2 separate regions of the Homo sapiens genome follow, and region 2 is linked to region 1. The links are chromatin contacts, found by Hi-C or POLR2A ChIA-PET in ENCODE. All regions are on one chromosome and are shown on one strand. The core of a region is the stretch at or near the end of the contact, and the rest is flanking DNA. Distances in the headings are between cores, read along the strand shown. Region 1 holds the start of CTSH (cathepsin H). Region 2 has its middle 18 kb from the start of TRK-CTT1-2.

Region 1 (6,989 bases), core at 791-3,290:
CTAATCCTAGCACTCTGGGAGGCTGAGGCAGGAGGATCACTTGAGCCCAGGAGTTTGAGACCCCATCTCTACTAAAAATACAAAAAAACTAGCTGGGCGTGATGGTACGAGCCTGTGGTCCCAGCTACTCAAAAGGCTGATGTGGGAGGATCTCCTGAGCCTGGGAGGCCAAGGCTGCAGTGAACTGTGATGATGCCACTGAACTCCAACCTGGGTGGCAAGAGAGCCAGGCCCTGTCTCAAAATAAATAAATAAAAATTTAAAAATGAAGAGACAGAGAAAGAGCAAGCCCAGAGCAGAGAGCACTGCAGTAGGTCAAGGCTGGGTTCAGACACTCTCTGCGCACAGACTGGGAAAGTTACCATCTACTCTTGTGGCCTCAGTTTCCTCATCTGTAAAATGGGGGGTCAACAACATGCCACTTTGCAAGGTGATGATGTAAGTGAAGAACAGGGCATCACTGGGCATTTGAGGCTACGGCACAGGCTGGTCTGAATCACCCTCTCCTCACCCAAAGCAGTGACAGCACCGGCCTCCTCAGCCTGGAACGCACGTTCTTCTGTCTGTCTCACACCCAGACCCTTACATACCATCTTCTTTAGCTTTGCAAACTACAGAGAATGGCCCTACAGCTCTTAATGTAGCTTCCTCAGCAGAAAGACTAAAATGTCTGTTGAGGGGGCAAAACAATTCACAAGGAGGTCGTCTAGCTTCTTCAGTTGTAAGTCCACTCCAAGCAAAAGGGAAGCCAGGGAAATGTGGTTAACCAGGGCAGGGAGACGTGGGGAGTGTGGGGGAAAGTCTGAGGTGGAGACACACAGGGACATGGGGGGTATGAGGTGGGGACAGGCAGGGAGATGGGGGTGCAAGGTGGAGACACGCAGGGACATGAGGGGGTGTGAGGTGGGGACAGGCAGGAAGATGGGAGGTGCAAGGCGGGGACAGGCAGGGACATAGGGGTGTGAGGTGGGGAAATGCAGGAAGATGGGGGGATGTGAGGTGGGGACTGGCAGGGATATGGGGGTGTGAGGTGGGGACAGGCAGAGACATGGGGGTGTGAGGTGGGGACAGGCAGGGACATAGGGGTATGGTGGGGATAGGCAGGGAGATGGGGGGTGCGAGGTGGGGACAGGAAGGGACATAAGGCTGTGAGGTGGAGACAGGCAGGGACATGGGGGGTGTGAGGTGGGGACAGGCAGGGAGATGGGGGGTGCGAGGTGGGGACAAGCAGGGACATGGGGAGTGCGAGGTGGGGACAGGCAGGGACGTGGGGCGTGCGAGGTGGGGACAGGCAGGGACATAAGGGTGTGAGGTGGAGACAGGCAGGGACATGGGGAGTCTGAGGTGGGGACAGGCAGGGAGATGGGGGGTGTGAGTTGGGGACAGGCAGGGAGATGGGGGGGTGCGAGGTGGGGATAAGCAGGGACATGGGGGTGCGAGGTGGGGACAGGCAGGGACATGGGGGTGGGAGGTGGGGACAGGCAGGGACATAGGGGGTGGGAGGTGGGCACATTCAGGGAGATGGGGGTGTGAGGTGGAGACAGGCAGGGACATAGGGGGAGCGAGGTGGGGACAGGCAGGGAGATGGAGGGTGCAAGGTGAAGACAGGCAGGGACATGGTGTGAGGTGGGGACAGGAAGGGACATGAGGGGTGCGAGTTGGGGATAGGCAGGGAGATGGGGGGGTGCGAGGTGGGGACACGCAGGGAGATGGGGGACGTGGGGATGGCGACAGGCTGGGAGAGGGAGAGGCCAGGCTGAGACCTCCCCGCGCGGTGCCAGCCAGTCCAGGCAGATCCAGGACTCAGCCAGGCCTGATACCCAGATAAGCCCTTCCTCCCAGAGGAGATAAGGGAGCGACGCGGCCGGCCGACAGGTGAACTAGAGCTGGCGAGTTAGTCGGCGCCGCCCCCTCCCGCGAGCCCGGCCTCGGGGGAGTACCGCCCACCCCGCCCCGCGCTCGCTCCGCCCCGCGCTCGCTCCGCCCCTTCGCGCTCCCGCCGCTCCTCCACGCTCGTGCCGCTCCCCCCCCGCGCTCCCAGTTGACGCTCTGGGCCGCCACCTCCGCGGACCCTGAGCGCAAGAGCCAAGCCGCCAGCGCTGCGATGTGGGCCACGCTGCCGCTGCTCTGCGCCGGGGCCTGGCTCCTGGGAGTCCCCGTCTGCGGTGCCGCCGAACTGTGCGTGAACTCCTTAGGTACGCAGAGGGCGCGCCGCCCGAGAGGGTGCTAGCAGGCCCTAGAGTGGACGCTGGGAGAACTTGGCCAGGGGCGCACTGGGCTCCGGAGGAACGGGGCAGAGCTTTCCCCGGTGAGAGGCCAGGAACTCTGCGTGCTGGCACGGGGAGGGGTAAACTGCATTATAGGCGGGGGTTCTCGGAGGGTGGGCGGCTTGTAGGACCAGAGGAGCAGATGGGCTGAGTGTCCAGGGTCCCACCTAGCCAGGTGGCTCTCCAGCCTAGAATACCAAAGGAGCCCGCAGCTCCTTCCGCCTTCCTCAACTGGGGACACAGAGTGTCACACAGAGGACTCTGATCTGTCCCTGCCAGAGGTGAGCAAGGACGTCCCAGCCTTCTCTAGCAGCTTCCCCCGGGACTTGGCACACAGGGGATCCCCGTAGTGTCTTGGGAGTCCCATCTGTAGAGTAGGTTGGACGGGCTGTTTGGAACAGTGAATCCCTGTGCAACGGCACCAGGGAAAGCACTCAGACCAACAGCGCTTTTAACAGCACCCCAGGGCCCATGGCGTCAGGTGGAGCCCCAGGACTCCTCTTGTTGGCCAGATTGGCTGCGACTGGTCCAGCTTCGTGCTGCCCTTGCATCCTGTCTACTGCCCGGGCTCAGGCACCTCCCCTGGCTGAAGGCAAGGAGCCTGCTCTTCCCTACTGCCTCCCTCCTTTCCTACTGTCCCTGGTCCCAGCCTCAGCCCACAGGCTCTGAACTTAAAGACCACCTGCCCCCTTCACCGAGAAAAGTAGCCAAGAAACAACCCAAGGAGCCAAGAACCTAGGGAGGGGGGGTGCCCTGAGCTCTGGAGGAACGGGACAGGGCTTTCCCCCAGCTAGAGGCTCAGGGGATGGGACAGAGATCACTGAGGCTGAATCTGGGCCAGAGGGTTGCCTCATTCCTTCCCACCTATTTATTTAAAAAGCTCCCCAGCCTTGCAAACCTCAGTGGGCGCCCAGCTCCAGGTCAGTTCCCGCCTAAGGAAAACCTAGCTGCCGCAAGCGAGGGCTGCCTGGAGAAGGCTGGCGCTGAGAGGCTGTCTGAATTCCAGAGCAGGGCTTGGCAAACTTTTTCTGTGAAAGACCAGACGGTAAATAACTTAGGCTTTATGGTGGTCTCTGTAGCAACTACTAACTCTGCCATGGTAGTGTGATAGCAACCATAGATTGTATGTAAGTGAGTCAGTGTAACTGGGTTCTAATAAATGATTTTTATGGCCACTGAAATTTCAGTTTCAAGGGATTTTTGGGTGCTACGAAATATGTTTCTTCTAACCATTTAAAATTGTAAGAAACCGTTTGTAGCCCAGGAGCTGTACTAAAACAGGAGTCAGGGACCGGCTGCGGTGGCTCACACCTGTAATCTCAGCAATTTGGGAGACCGAGGCAGTCGGATCACTTTAGGTCAGGAGTTCGAGAGCAGCCTGGCCAACATGGTGAAACCCTGTCTCTACTAAAAATACAAAAATTAGCTGGGTGTGGTAGCCAGGTGCCTGTAATCCCAGGTACTCAGGAGGCTGGGGCAGGAGAATCGCTTGAAACTGAGAGGTGGCGATCACTCCAGCCTGGGTGACAGAGTAAGACTCCATCTAAAACAAACAAACAAACAAACAGGGGAATACTGTACTTTCCTGAAACCTGCTGTAAATCCAGGCAAGGTATTATGGCACTTTTAAAGTCCTGACTAGATTGGAATGGATCTATTTTAGGGTAAGGCACGGTTCACCAGCAGATTATTCTGGCCCCAGAATAATCTCTCCAGAGGCAAACTGGTAGTCAATTGTCCTAAACTCAAACCCTGCCTCCAACTCTTGTCCTGAGTTGAGGTCTGTCTTCCTCTAAAGCCCTCAGCTGCAGCAGGGCCCTTAATCAAGATCTGGAATCCCCTGAAACCCTAAAGGGAGCCATGTTGAGGAAATGTGCATTTTCCCCAGGGAAAACGGCCATAGATTGGTCTCTGGAACAGGTTCGAGACCCAAAAACGGAGATCTAAATGCTGTGTGGTAGTGATCTTCACACTGGAGGTATGGATCCTTGGGGAAACAGGAAGATATTTCAAGTGATGCCGGCAGAGAGTGTTCTGGAAATCCATTTACAGACCTTTTATTTCCAAGTGTCCTCTTTGCTAAAACTGGGAGAGAGCCCCTGAAGGCAAGGGGGAACCTCTTTCCTCTCATTCAATCTGAACCTGAACCCATGGGTATAAAAACAATAGGGACAGCAAACAAAAAGACAAAACGGTAATAAATCGTTCATATCTGGCATTCTCAATTCCTCAAGGAAACTGAATTGAAGAGGAGAGGACTTCATGGGGATATCAACTGATGAGGTCTTAAAAATAATGTTGAGTGAGGCCAGGCGTGGGGGCTCACGCCTGTGATCCCAGCACTTTGGTAGGCCAAGGTGGGTGGATCACCTGAGGTCAGAAGTTTCAGACCAGATTGGCTAACATGGTGAAACCCCATCTCTACTAAAAATATAAAAATTAGCCGGGCGTGGTGGTGGGCACCTGTAATCCCAGCTACTTGGGAGGCTGAGATAGAATTGCTTGAACCAGGGAGGTGGAGGTTGCAGTGAGCTGATATCGTGCCACTGCCCTCCAGCCTGGGCAACAGAGCCAGCCTCCTTCTCAAAAAAAAAAAAAAAAAAGAAGGAAAGAAAGGGAGGGAGGGAGGGCTGAGTGATAGAGCACCATGGGATTGGATGCACAGAAAGGAGTGCGAAGAATTAAGTGGCATTGCTCTTAAAAACTGCCTCCATTCCCAGCTGCTTATTTGAGCAGGGTTTCCCAGCCCTTTGACCTATAAGAAACAAAAATAAGACCAGAATTAATGCTGAACCTTTTCTCAACCAAACAATATTCACTCATGAAAATATAAATCCATTGCGGGGGATGGGCAGTAGAGTACTGTTTATCACATTAAGAGATGCATTTCTGATACAATTTTACTTTTGATGTTTAACAATTACTTTTCATAATGTATAATACATTTGAAATGTTTTAATCAGTTGGGACACTAATAATAATTATGATTACTCAATCCAGAATAAATTTTTTTTTTTTTTTTTGAGACGGAGTCTCATTCTGTCGCCCAGGCTGGAGTGCAGTGGCGTGATCTCGGCTCACTGCAAGCCCCGCCTCCCGGGTTCACGCCATTCTCCTGCCTCAGCCTCCTGAGTAGCTGGGACTGCAGGCGCCCGCCACCACGCCCGGCTAATTTGTTTTTTGTATTTTTAGTAGAGTTGGGGTTTCACCGTGTTAGCCAGGATGGTCTCGATCTTCTGAACTCGTGATCCGCCCGTCTCAGCCTCTCAAAGTGCTGGGATTACAGGCATGAGCCACCGCGCCCAGCTCCAGAATAAATTTTTATAATATTCACAGATGTATGGGTCACAGGTAGTAAAAACATTTAATTTTTTTTTTTTTTTTTTTTTTTTTTTTAGACAGAGTCTCGCTTTGTCGCCCAGGCTGGAGTGCAGTGGCACGATCTTGGCTACTGCAACCTCTGCCTCCCAGGTTCAAGCAATTCTTCTGCCTCAGCCTCCCAAGTAGCTGGGACTACAGGTGCATGCCACCACGTCTGGCTTATTTTTGTATTTTTAGTAGAGATGAGGTTTCACCATGTTGGCCAGGCTGGTCTCAAACTCCTGACCTCATGATCCACCTGCCTCAGCCTCCCAAAGTGCTGGGATTACAGGCATGAGCCACGGCGCCCAGCCAAAATAAATAATTTAAATTTAAACTTTTTGTTGTTGTTGCAGAAAAGAATGTGAAGGTGATCAAGCATAAAAATGTATGTTCCCTTAGGATAAAATTCTGCCAGGTGGGGATGGAGATAGGTGTTCAACAAGAAAAAGAAACTCTGTATAATATCTGACTCTTTTTTGTTTTGTTTTCTTTATTTGAGATGGAGTTTCGCTCTTGTCACCCAGGCTGGGGTGCAGTGGCACAATCTCGGCTCACAGCAGCCTCCGCCTCTCAGGTTCAAGCGATCCTCCTGCCTCAGCCTCCTGAGTAGCTGGGATTACAGGCGCCTGCCACCATGCCCAGCTAATTTTTGTATTTTTAGTGGAGCTGGGGTTTTGCCATGTTGGCCAAGTTGGTCATGAGCTCCTGACCTCAGGTGATCTGCCCACCTTGGCCTCCCAAAGTGCTGGGATTACAGGCGTGAGCCACCACACCCCGCCTAAATACCTGACTCTTATAGAAAAGTTTGTTCATGTTACTGATGGTGGATATCAAATCATCATGGTATTTAGATTCCACTGGCTAGCTTTAAAAGAATGATATAACAATCTTATTTTTAGAGATTTTTTTTTTTTTTTTGAGACAAGGTCTCACTCCTGTCACCCAGGCAGGAATGCAGTGGCGCTATCATAGCTCATTGCAGCCTCAACCTCCCAGGCTCAAGTGATTCTCCCGTCTAATTTTTTTTATTTTTTTGTAGAGACGAGGTCTCACTTTGTTGCCCAGACTGGTCCCAAACTCCTAGGCTCAAGGGATTCGCCTGTGTCAGCCTCCCAAAGTACTGAGATTATAGGCTTGGGCCACACTGCCAGGTGTTATTTTTAAATCTCAATATTTATAAGTTGGAATATGTCTTTGGAGGTATTCAAATTTAAAATGAAATGTTTAGATAAGAACATACATGGGGAAATACGGCAGGAATCCAAAAACAAATGGCTGGCCTGCTTTTGTAAAATATTTTGTCTTGTTTGTTTTATTATGTTTTTGATAATATCTGTACATATTTGGGGGTACATGTGA
Region 2 (6,989 bases), core at 2,003-4,502, 100 kb after region 1:
ACACCTAAAATAGACACAGATAAAAATATGCCTAACAACATCTAACTAAAAGAAAGCTGGCTGGTTAGCTTGGGCAACATAGTAAGACCCCATATCTACAAAAAAAAAAAAATTAAAATAAGAAAATTAAATACAAAATTAGCCAGGCGTGGTGGTGTGCACCTGTAATCCCAGTTACTCAGGAGGCTGAGGCAGGAGAATTACTTGAACCTGGGAAGTGAGAGGTTGCAGTGAGCCAAGATAGTGCCACTGCACTCCCGCCTGGGCAACAGAGCAAGATTCCGTCTCAAAAAAAAAAAAAAAAGCCAGGGGCAGTGGCTCACTCCTGTAATCCCAGGACTTTGGAAGGCCAAGGAGGGCGGATCACAAGGTCAGGAGTTCGAGAACAGCCTGAACAACGTGGTGAAACCCCGTCTGTACTAAAAATATGAAAATTAGCCAGGTGTGGTGGCAGGCGCCTGTAATCCCAGCTACTCGGGAGGCTGAGGCAGGAGAATCGCTTGAACCCAGGAGGCGGAGCTTGCAGTGAGTTGAGATCTCGCTACTGCACTCCAGCCTGGGTGACAGAGTGAGACTCCGTCTCAAAAAAAAAAAAAAAAAAAGAAAATTAGCTGGGCTTGGTGGCATGCAACTGTAGTCCCAGCTACTGGGGAGGCTGAGGTGGGAGGATTATTTTGAGCCCAGGAGTTCGAGGCGCCTATGATCACACCACTGCAGCCCGAGCAACAGAGTGAGACCTGGTCTCAAAAAAAAAAAAAAAAAGAAAAAAGAAAAGAAAGCTGGTGAGACTGTATTAATACAAAAAAGGGGAAAAAAGAGATTGTAAGAAATGAAAAGATGACCAGATGTTAGGGATATAGGGATGAAAAAGACAAGGCATTGCCCCATAAGCATTGACTGCAGTAGGGGAAACTTGGACTAGACACACACAAACAAAAAAAGAAATACCAATGCCAGTGAGTATTATTTTGGAAAAGCACAGAGAACTCAAAGGAAAACTGTGGTAGAGACACCTATTTTAGACTAGAGGTCAGGGAAGACCTTTTTGAAGAAGTGCCATTTCAGCTGAGACCCGAAGGCTGTCACCTGAGGCAGGAGATGAGGGGCAGAATGTCCTGGAGAGACAGAACCAACTTCAAGAGTGAAAGCCCCAAATGGGGGAAGAGCTGATCATAGGAGGAGAAACAGAAGGAAGACTGGCTGTGGCCAGTGAATGAGGATGGATAATCCCATTTCTTCCCAGTGGAAACACTGACTGTCATCATCTAACTTTTGCTGTATGAACTGAGAACCTCGCCTTTTGATTTGGAACAGTTGCAAAGAGTTTAAGTGCAGTGAGTTTATGTGAGAGCTCCCACAGGGAAGCCTGAGCTGGAAGGCGAGCCCACCCCATCTATTCTAAGAACAGCAGAGCTCCTGAGCCGCTCTTTTGTCCAGGCCATTCTTGCCACCAGGGCCCTGAACATCCTGGGCTAACCAGAGTCACTCCTGCAGGTACACTAGAGATCAGGTAGGGCAGCCTTGGTCTACAGGCCAGTTTCTTTGAATAAAAGGAGTTGAGGTTTCTTGGTTGCTTTCCAGAGGAGCTAAGTTGGAAGAGAAGTTTCCTCCCCTGGAAGGAGAAAGTCAGGGTTGGGACCCCAGGGAGGGGAGACAGACATCCTGGCCCTCAACACTTCTCTTCAGGACTGTGCTGCCAGGGATGGATAGCAAATAAATGAATATGGCAGGGCACAGTGGCTCACGCCTGTAATCCCAGCACTTTGAGAGGCCAAGGCAGGCAGATCACCTGAGGTCAGGAGTTCAAGACCAGCCTGGTCAACATGATGAAACCCTGTCTCTACTAAAAAATACAAAACTTAGCTGGGCGTGGTGGTGGGCACCTGTAATCCCAGCTACTGGGGAGGCTGAGGCAGGAGAATCGCTGGAACCCAAGAGGCGGAGGTTGCAGTGAACTGAGATCGTGCCACTGCACTCCAGCCTGGGTGACAGAGTGCTAATCTGTCTCAAAAAAAAAAAAAAAGTGAATGTCACACTAGGGCCAGACCCTCCCCACGGAAGAGAATGGTAAGGGTCAAAGTCCCCATGAGTGTCAGCAACGTCCCCCGCCCCATATATCAATTCATTAAACAAACAATCATTAAATGTCATCTTTATCAATGTATACTGTGTATGTAGCATGGGGCTGGATGTAGGAGCCTAGAGTCAAAGAATCGAGACCTAGATAGAGCCTTAGAGATCACTGACTCTGACCTACTTATCTCACAGAGGGGAAGCAGAGGCCCAGAGAGGAAAGGGCTTTCCTTACATCACTCACATGAGGGGCAGACTTGGGACAAGCCCTGTCTCCTGATGCCCAGGCCACAGCCCTGCTCCCCTCCATTTACTCCACCTCCACCTGCCCCACGTCCAGTCTTCCTTACTGTTGGATTATGGCAGCTCTGTATAGAGAAGACATGAGCCTCCTTCAGAATCCAGCTCTGTTCTGAGAATTTAAGGAGAAAAGAAGCTCTGGTGAAAAGCCTATTAGTTTCCTCTGCATGGAAACTAATGCATATTTAACAGCAGAGTTAAGTTCTGAACCTACAGGAGCCAGGAGGAAAAATCTTAAATTTCCATCCATAGAGAATTCCAGTGCCTTCACTAATCCCTGGCTGACTCCCCCATACCTCAAAGGCAAGGACCAACTAGACCTAGAGCCACCAGGGAGTCGAGATAAGAAGAGCTAACTTTTGGCCAGGTGCAGTGGCTCACACCTACAATCCCAGCACTTTGGGAAGGCGAGGCAGGCGGATCAATTGAGGACAGGAGTTCAAGACCAGCCTGGCCAACATGGTGAAACTCTGTCTCTACAAAAAATACAAAAATTAGCTGAGTGTGATGAGATGCACCTGTAATCCTAACTACTCAAGAAGCTGAGGCAGGAGAATCACTTGAACTCAGGAGGCGGAGGTGGCAGTGAATAGAGATCACACCACTGCACTCCAGCCTGGACATCAGAGCAAGACTCAAAACAACAAAAAAAGTTTAAAAAAAAAAAAAAGAACTGCTACCTTTTACTGAGTGCTTACTACGTGCCAGGCAATTTGCAGTTGTTTCTCTTTACTTCTCAGAGCAACTCAACAAGGTAGATACTTGCATTTCTCACTTCACACATGGGGAAACCAAGACTCAGAGAGATGCAGGAATTTACAGACAGATGTCACACAGAGAGCACGGAACTGAGCTAGCTGGATTTCCCCAAGCTGCAAAACATCAGAAAGACTTGCCAGCACGTTGCTAAACTGAACCTCTCAAAATACATACCATGTGGATGTACATTTATTGAAATAAATGTTTACAGAGATCAAAGTTAAACAGCCCAAGAGAGATTTTAAAAATCGTGTCTTTTGTACAGACAGAGCACAACAGTCAAAGACGGGCAGAGCTGGAGGCCCAGAGGGAAGTGCCCAGCAAGGCAGACACTGGGAAGCTTTAGAGCCTCAGCCACCTTAGGCCTGGCGGCCCACCTCACTGCCAGCTGGACCACTGGTCCTGCTGGGTCCAAGTGACAGACTGGGCCTCAGATACCTCTGCCTTTTCACTCTTCTAGAACTCGTCTGGAAGCCTTTATAGCCAGAGAGAGAAACCATGACCCACCACTGGGGTTTGCCTGAGGCTGTCTCAGTGTTAGCAATGAAAGTTCCAGGTGCCAGGAATTCCCTCAGTCCCAAGCAAACCAGATGCTTGGTCACCCTGTCCGGGGTGGCCTGGCTTCCTCCTGGGACTCTGTCAGACTGAGAGGCAGGCTGTGACATCTCTTCCTTGTGTATCCTCGGACAGCAGCCTCCCTCCCTGGACCTCAATTTCCCCATCTCTAAAATAGGGGCATTTAGGCCGGGCGTAGTGGCTCATGCCTGTAATCCCAGCACTGTGGGAGGCTGAGTGGGCGGATTGCCTGAGGTCAGGAGTTCTAGATCAGCCTGGCCAACATGGTGAAACCCCGTCTCTACTAAAAATACAAAAATTAGCCAGGCGTGGTAGTGCACACCTGTAGTTCCAGCTACTGGGGAGGTTGAGGCGGGAGAATCATTGAACTGGGAGGCAGAGGTTGCAGTGAGCCGAGATCGCACCACTGCACTCCAGCCTGGGCAACAGAGCAAGACTCCATCTCAACAACAACAATGAAAAAAAGTTGGGGGGAGGCATTCGAAAGCACCTCTGAGGATGCTTCTAGCTTACACGTTCCACAGTTTCTGAACCAATGTTTTGTTGATTAATAGCATTTTTGGTCCCTTGCCTATATTCCCAACTCCCTGGGGCAGTGCTGAAAAACCACAGCAACCACTAGATCCCTGCAGGGGTGGCCTCCCCTACTCCCCGCACAGAGTCTTACTTTTTCCATTCTCAAAGGGTGTCATTTAGGAGATGATTATTCATGCCAGCCACAGCAGAAGGTCATTTAAAATGGAGCCCTTTTCCACTCCCCATGGAATTAAAAATGGGTTTACAGATCCCTGCTTACTTGACATTTTAATCAAGGAGTTAAGAGCAGAGAAACTTAAAGGGGAAAGGTCAAGAGCCAGAGCCACACACATTTCCATTTCAGCAAGGAATATTCCACCGCCCACTCCAGGCCAGAGGCTGTTGTGGGGGAGACACACACAGACAGCAGAAGCATGGTCCCAGCTTCCAGAAGCTCCTGCTCAGCCCAGGAAGGGGGGCCATGCCCACAAGGGATGGAACCAGAAGTACCCTGTGGCAGGTGCTCTTCAGGGCCCCCAGGAACCAGAGGAAGCCTGAACAAGTGCATGACTTAGTACAAACCTGCCGTATCTGGGGGTCTAAAACATTAACTCCATCAGGCCCAAATCACTGTCTGTGGAACCTGAGTGCTTTAAAAGAGGTGATAAAAAATGCTTTGAGAGGCAAGAAGGCCAAAAAGGGAAGCGGGTTCTGACTCAGGGCGCTGAGTCTAGGGATCAGCAGCCATGACAACGGAGCACCACAGTACCGGATACACAAGGGACTGTGGGAGCCCGAGAACACCTCCCACCCAGCAGGGCAGGGCAGGACTGGCACTCCAGGCAGAAGGAAGAGCAGGAAGTGGATTTGCTCAGGGCACAGGCATGAGGGGCATAGCCAGAGAAGACTGGAGAGGGAGCCTGGGCCACACCAAGGCCATGGGGGAGGCAAAGGATTCTGGGCTTTACCTTGCTTCTCAAAGTTCATGCTTCTCAGACTGGGGCTCTCCACAGTGCTACTCAGGATATAGTTGGAGTATCTTCCAAGAGCATCAGTCACTTGAGGATGGGGGAAGGGGATCATTCTTTTTTGCTGTAAAATAAACTTGTATACAGTAGGCAGCAGACAACCAACTAAACTACTTTTGAAGACAAAACTCAAGATTTTGGCTAGGCATGATGGCTCATGCCTGTAATCCCAGCATGTTGGGAGGCCAAGGTGGGTGGATCACTTGAGATCAGGAGTTCAAGACCAGTCTGGCCAACATGGTGAAATCCCATATCTACTAAAACTAAAAAAATTTGCTGGGCTTGGTGGTGCTCACCCATAATCCCAGCTACTCGGGAGGCTGAGGCAAGAGAATCACTTGAGACCAGGACGCGGAGGTTGCAGTGAGCTGAGATTGTGCCACTGCACTCCAGTCTGGGCAGCAGACCAAGACTCTGTCTCAAAAAAAAGAAAAAAAATATTTTTAAAAGGCATGCTTCACTCACAACCGAATGCACAGCCCAGAAGTGACAGTGCTTATGCTTTCTCCTCCGTGCCACACTACCTGTACTGCAACCAGAGCCACCTTCACTTTCACGCTGTCTGTCCTTCCCAGTCAACTAGCCTCCTTCAGCCCAAAACCTCTGCTGTGGCTCCCTGTTAGACCATGTGGGGCCACTCCCATACTTCTAATCTTGGGCTGGACTTCAACATATTTTTTTGGAGGTGGGGGGACACAATTCAATGCACAAGAGCATCTTCTTTCAAATATGTTTGTCAATCTTGGGGTTCATGCTATCTACAACTACCTCCCCCAGCCCCCTTAATAACTCCAGGTGTTCTCATCCCCCGCAAGTGCTCACTCTTCCATGGTCTCCTCTCTTTTCTGTCTTCAGCCTCTTCTGCTCTACTGGCTCCTTCCCACTAGTACCTAAAGAGCCACCTGCTTCTCTCACAAACCTATGGCAACTTCCCATTCTCTTTCTCCATACCAGGTCATGTTGAAAGGGCTGTCTGCATTTGCAGTCTCAGCTCCTCGCCTCCCATGTGCTGACATTGCAGACTCTTCTTCTCACCTCCCACCTATTCCTCCAGCTGCTGTGATCTGGTTTTCCCTGCTCTGCTTCTCTCCCATCCTGTCCTGGGAGGTTGGAATTTAGCCAGGAGTGGCCTTATATCTGTCAGTGGTCAAGACTCCATTTCTCGGACAGTATCTTGAAGCCTCTGCTTCAAACCCAAGTCCACCCTCCTCAAGCAACCCCTACAAATCCAAAAGCCTCTAGGACAGCCTCTATTAAGATAAAACAACTGTTGGCCGGATGTGGTAGCTCACACCTGTAATCTTAGCACTTTGGGAGGCCGAGGCGGGCAGATCTCCTGAAGTCAGGAGTTTAAGACCAGCCTGGCCAACATGGTGAAACCCCACCTATACTAAAAATACAAAAATTAGCCAGGTGTGCCTGTAGTCCCAGCTACTCGGGAGGCAGGAGAATCGCTTGAGCCCAGGAGGCGGTGGTTGCAGTGAGCCAAGATAGCACCACTGCTCTCCAGCCTGGGCGACAGAGTGAGACTCCATCTCAAAAATAAATAAATAAATAAATAAAATAAAACAACTATAGAAAGTAGCAAGCCATCAGTCACCTCCACATTTACTCTAATCATTTCTGTCTTGATTAACTCCTGTCTGACAACTCTTACTAAAGGCAGTGCAGGGTGGGGGACCTAGGATTGTCTCTCAGCTCTGTTGTTACAGCTCTGTGGCATACAGGAGCAGCTGT

The links. Hi-C counts contacts between places; a loop is a spot of excess contacts on that map. ChIA-PET counts read pairs that join two places held with the same protein, here RNA polymerase II (POLR2A). Pooled maps may share reads with other maps.
Region 2: a loop to region 1 is called in a pooled map, with 2.0 times the contacts of the local background. The contact joins the enhancer-like site here to the promoter of CTSH in region 1. A Hi-C loop is called at or near these places in 1 of 37 single-sample maps with no recorded cell type and 2 of 50 pooled maps. POLR2A ChIA-PET finds 5 or more read pairs at or near these places in 2 of 52 experiments (HEK293 and T-cell).

Annotation. Positions count from the first base shown.
Region 1 is chr15:78,940,097-78,947,085 of GRCh38, reverse strand. CTSH (cathepsin H) reads left to right here and starts at 2,040. Exons shown (of 12, transcript NM_004390.5): 1 at 2,040-2,195. The coding sequence starts at 2,105. RefSeq lists silencers at 1,838-2,187, 2,625-2,919 and enhancers at 1,770-2,308, 2,309-2,847, 3,308-3,357, 3,788-3,837.
Region 2 is chr15:78,838,879-78,845,867 of GRCh38, reverse strand. No RefSeq gene overlaps it. Among named protein-coding and RNA genes, the nearest start is that of TRK-CTT1-2, 18 kb to the left of the region's middle. Within about 2 kb of position 3,252, at least 2 of the 41 ENCODE cell types and tissues checked have a DNase peak (open chromatin) inside an H3K27ac peak, as active enhancers do.